2 separate regions of the Homo sapiens genome follow, and region 2 is linked to region 1. A link is a loop called in an ENCODE intact Hi-C map of the cell type or tissue named here. Cell type or tissue: HepG2. All regions are shown on one strand.

Region 1 (2,500 bases):
TGGCCAGGCTGCTCTCAAACTCCTGGCCTCAAGTGATCCACCTGCCTCAGCCTTCCAAAGTGCAGGGATTAGAGGCGTGAGGCACCACACCCGGCCTACTTTAAATTTTTTTTTTTTTAAGTACTTTGCAGCCTGATGCAGTGGTTCACGCCTGTAATCCCAGCACTTCAGGAGGCCAAGGCAGGAGGAGTGCTTGACCCCAAGGTTTAAGAACAGCCTAGCACCATTGGGAGACTTCATCTCTATAACAATTTTAAAAATTAGCCGAGTGTGATGGTGTATACCTGTAGTCTCAGCTACTTGGGAGGCCGAGGTGGGAGGATCACTTGGCCCCAGAGGGTCGAGGCTGCAGGGAGCCACTGCAGCCCAGCCTGGGTGAAAGAATGAAACCTTATCTCAAGCAAAAAAAAAGTACTTTGCGTTCATGGATTTCACTGTACATTATAGTATAGCAATTAAGAACATGAATTCTGGATTCCGATTACCCAGGTTTGAATCTTGATTCTACTATTACAAAAAATATGATCTTGGGCAAGTTACTCAATGTCCCTCCACCTCAGTTCTCCCTATGTAAATGAGTGATAGTACTACCTGCTTCATAGGATATACATGGAAATGGCTTAGCAGTCAATAAATATTGACTACTATTTTCATTATTAATTTGTGGTGCATGCCAAGGCATTATTTTACTTTAACTTGTGAAGTAAAAGTTGCCCAATATCTTATCATTTCAAATGTTGTATTCATCAGCCATAGATTTCTGACAATGGCAGATGAAACCAGACCAACTGCTGAGATTCCTCCATGAGAATGACAAATTAACAGAAGGAGATTCCAATAATACTACTACAGCGTTGGCCATTCTTACGGACAGACATTTCTTCCTCTTACTCTTTATGTCTTTTTTTTTTTTTAAAGAGAATATTCTAGAATGGAGGCCTGGACTTACCATTCTCTTTCTTACAAGTTAAGAGAAGGCTGCCCCAGGGTGCCTCAGTGCCACCTGTTTCTCATCTATTGAGACTTTGATCCTGAGAATGGATTCACTTGAGCAGTTAGATAGCTCAGCCCTGACACAGCCGACCGCGCTTGGAAAGGAAGCAGAAGTTTTAAAGGGTGGCATGGTTTGCTTCATTACCAGACAAAGGCCAGCAGGATATTCAGGTGTACTGAGTTTTATGTACAAACTATACTATATTCTCAGAGCTTTGACCCTTGGAAAAACACAGTTAAAATGTTTTCCTCTCCATCTGACATTCATTTCCAGAACCAGTGAAGTGAAAGGGTCTATTAGTTCAAGGCCAGATTTGAAAGCACATGAAAACTACATTCATGAGGTTAAGAAATGGCTTAATAATTAAGTTAAAACACTTGAAAGTGGGTCTAATTTCAGACAGGTCAGCTAACCGTGCTAGAAGCAAATGAGGGCGTGTTTCTTCCTATTTTTCCTTCCACCCCCAAGATAACTGGCTCCCAAGCAGTTTTTTCTGTTCCTTTTTTTTCTTACTAAACTTTATGTGAGACTAAATTCTTCATCGCTGCTAAGTTCACGTCACAAACAATTAAAACCATAGTACGTTTAATATTTTATGCATTTTTCTTTCATTTTGTATCTTGTTAGTTTCTTTTACAGACTGGTTAGGACGTATTTGAGTTTCACAGTCTAGATACATAGCTTTTATTCTATGCTGCTGAGCTATATTTTATTGACCGTTGCAGCTGAATTAGTATGACTGTCACTTCACACTGTGTTTAGTGTGTTTACAATACCTTCCGTGTACCAATTTGAGTACCATCCAAAGTATCATCAGAGCAAGCTGATGCTAAACAATTAGCTTTCATTTCACTTGCATCACTAATTGTGCAATCACTGATGATAATTCTCTTCCTCCTGAGGGTTGTAGCTGGAGCATCGTGAGGGAAATTGCATGCATCAGGGAACTAATTGTGCCTTGATAATAATAATAGCTACCATTTAGTGAACCACTACTATGTGCTTGGTATTGAGGCTCTTTACTCGTATTACTTCAGTTTATTATTCTAGCCTGGCCTAGGGCAGCTAGAACACGATGAAGTTCTTTATACAGCTGTACACACCCACATAGAGGCATCATAGGATGGGACTGAGCAGGCATTTTCCCCACCTCTCCATCCTTTGTCCACGTTCAAGATAGGAGGCAGAAGGAGCAGTGAGCCTGGGACAAAGACGTGGACCGACTTCCCTAGCTAAGCGCTAAGGAAAAGAACCAGGCCCCCGAGCCTGAATTACTTACATATGCAACATGCAGGTAGCACCTGGCCTCTTATAATATGTTTCAATGTTTATTATCCAGGAACGGAATGAAATCTTAGAGATGGAAATAATGAATATGGGCTTGGTCTTCGAGAAGTTTTTGGTCTTGGCTGTTCCTCTGGTAATACTGCTAATCAATTGTGACCCTGGTAGGGAGGGATTGGTGTGAGGGAAGTGGTCTTGTATAGGTATGCTAGCTCACCTGTG
Region 2 (2,500 bases), 330 kb before region 1:
AAGTGTGATCCCCAAACCAACAGCATTGGCATCTTGGTTCTCAAACATTAAGGAACAGCACAGTCGCTTGGCTGGCTTATTAAAAACAAAGATTGCTGGACCCCATCCTCAGAGTCTGCGATTCAGTAGGTCTGGAGTAGAGCTTGAGAATTTGCATTTCTGTCAGGTTCCAAGATAATATGATGTTGCTGGTCTGGGACTACACTCCAAGAAACACTGAAAACAGACTTTGCTTTCACCTTTGATTTATGAATCCCTCTTTGCCATATATAATCATAGCATATATTTTGTATATGTGATATATAAATTGATAAACTTTCATTTTTCATTCTGAATTCTGTATGCTTGTTATTGAGAACTGATTGTCATCTCACTCTTCTGTGAATGGACTCTTTCTGTTTTCTAACTTGATCTCTTTTACATGGGCAAGCTATTGACTTGGCTATATTTAACTAGGCATTTGATTGACCTTTCCTATTAATTATTAATCTTGTAGCTTTTTAGTTGATTCTTTGGGCTTTCTAGGTAAGCAACCATATTATTTCTATTTTTCCTCTTTGAGCGATTCCTAAAATGGCTGTCTGTGAAATGTCTTTCATATTTGTTAACATGTTGCTTTTCTTTCTCTTCCTTTTTTTATTATGGTTGTGCATCTCATGTCTATACTCTTTGTTTTTATGCAGTCTCAAATCTCCTGTTTGTATCTCCAAAGTAGTTAATAATTTTTATTCATATACTTTAAAATGCACTCTTTTTGGAAATTGTAACCACTGCTGCAATCAAGATACAGAACAGTTACACCACGTACCAAAATTTTCTCCTTTTCCCTTTCTAGTCAAACTCTCTTATCGCTGCAAGTACTGGCAACCACAAATTTCTTTTCTTTTCCTTTGGTTTTGCCCTTTCCAGATATCATATAAATGGAATCATGCGATATGTAGCCTGATGGGATTCAGAACACACCACCCCAAAATATGGCACATTGCATATTGAATATTTTAAGCTGAAGGAATTTGAGAAATGGCAGGTACAGGAAGGACTCTCTGACCTTCCTCTGAAGAAGGTCATAAGACATGTCATGTGAGAGGTGCCCTCCCTGCACCTGGAGGGGGAAGGGGCATTCCTGTCTCCAAAGGCGGAAGAACGCTGAGGATTCCAAATGAACTCCACAGGCCTTGCTAAGTTTCCCCTGGTTTGCTAACTCCCTTTTAGCTCATACGCTTTGTCCTGTCACATTTTTTCACAACCTCCCACTCTTTATCAAACCTAGCATAAAAACACCCAGGTTAACTGTTTCCTTCCATCTGCGTTTCCATATGAAGACTCCCATATCATATAACACTTCTATTAAACAGATGTGTTTACTTTTCTCTTTTAAATCTTTTGTTAGTCTAATTTACAGGGCCCAGCCAGAGAACCTGGGAGGGTAAGCGAAAAGAATATTTTTTTCTTCCCCTACAAGCTCTTTTAGTCTGGCTTCTTTCATTTAGCAATATTTTTGGTTTCATCCATATTGTTTCATGTTCATTCCTTTTTATTGCTGTGTGCTATTCCATTGTATGAATGTACCACAGTGTTTTTAATCTGTTAATCACTTGAAGCATCCTAGGTTGCTTGCAGTTTGGGGCAATTATGAATAAAGCCACTATAAACATTCACATACGGATTCTTATGAGAACATGTCCAGTGTCATTTCTGATTTTCCTACTAGGTTTTTCATTTTCATGTAGTCTTTACTTATTGTGATATGTTCTTTTCTCATAATGGCTTCCTCTGATTCCTAGAGTCAGTGTCCTTTTGTGTGTTGTTAAGAACAAGGTTCAAAACTGAAAAATTCTTTTATTTTTTGATTTACATTTCATACTGACAAGAATTAGTCTTTCTTCAGCACTTTGGTTTTTTTTTCTCTTTTGCTCCTGAAACTTTTGTATGCTCTGAGATAATTTTTCTTTGCTCATCCGTAAGAGAGAAACCTACAGGCACTTTTGAGGTATAGATAAAATTAGGTACTTTAAGTACTGCTATGAGTTCTGACAGATTGGTACAGGGGCCCACCTATAATTCTTCCAAGTGGACCTTCCCAGATCTGTATCAAAGGAAGTAACAAAACTCAACTTTCAGTAGGTGGCTGGATAGGAAATGGAGCAGTGGGGAATTCAAGCTCCATGCTGGTCACCTTCTCTCATACGTTGTCTTCCCAGTTGTTGCATTTTAGTTGACAAGTGTAACTAGTTCCAGGCAGATGCCCCTTCCCCACATATGGTAGGCAAAACCTAAAAATGGTTCCCAATATTCTTACCCTCTGCTGCACCTACCTTGTGTTGTTCCCTCCCCCTGAATGTGGGTGGAACCTGTGGATATAATGGGCTGTTCCTCCAGTATTGTATAGCCACTCATGGCTGTTGAACATTTAAATATGTCTAGAATGACTGCGCAACCGAATGTTTCATTTATTTAATTAATTTAAAACTAAATAGCCGCATGTGGCTAGTGGCAGCTG

Evidence for each region. Peaks named below come from ENCODE experiments on the same cell type or tissue, not always from the same donor. Only the 100,000 strongest peaks of a DNase experiment are listed, where the experiment ranks them.
Region 2: a loop joins it to region 1, with 23 times the contacts of the local background. A loop is called at or near these places in 2 of 110 quality-filtered maps.

Annotation. Positions count from the first base shown.
Region 1 is chr6:21,207,117-21,209,616 of GRCh38, forward strand. All of the region lies in intron 15 of CDKAL1 (CDKAL1 threonylcarbamoyladenosine tRNA methylthiotransferase), which reads left to right. Among named protein-coding and RNA genes, the nearest start is that of LINC00581, 300 kb to the right of the region's middle. In HepG2, no CTCF peak of the experiment used is centred here; a DNase peak (open chromatin) is centred at 1,255.
Region 2 is chr6:20,881,095-20,883,594 of GRCh38, forward strand. All of the region lies in intron 9 of CDKAL1 (CDKAL1 threonylcarbamoyladenosine tRNA methylthiotransferase), which reads left to right. Among named protein-coding and RNA genes, the nearest start is that of CDKAL1, 350 kb to the left of the region's middle. RefSeq lists an enhancer at 984-1,278. In HepG2, no CTCF peak of the experiment used is centred here; no DNase peak of the experiment used is centred here.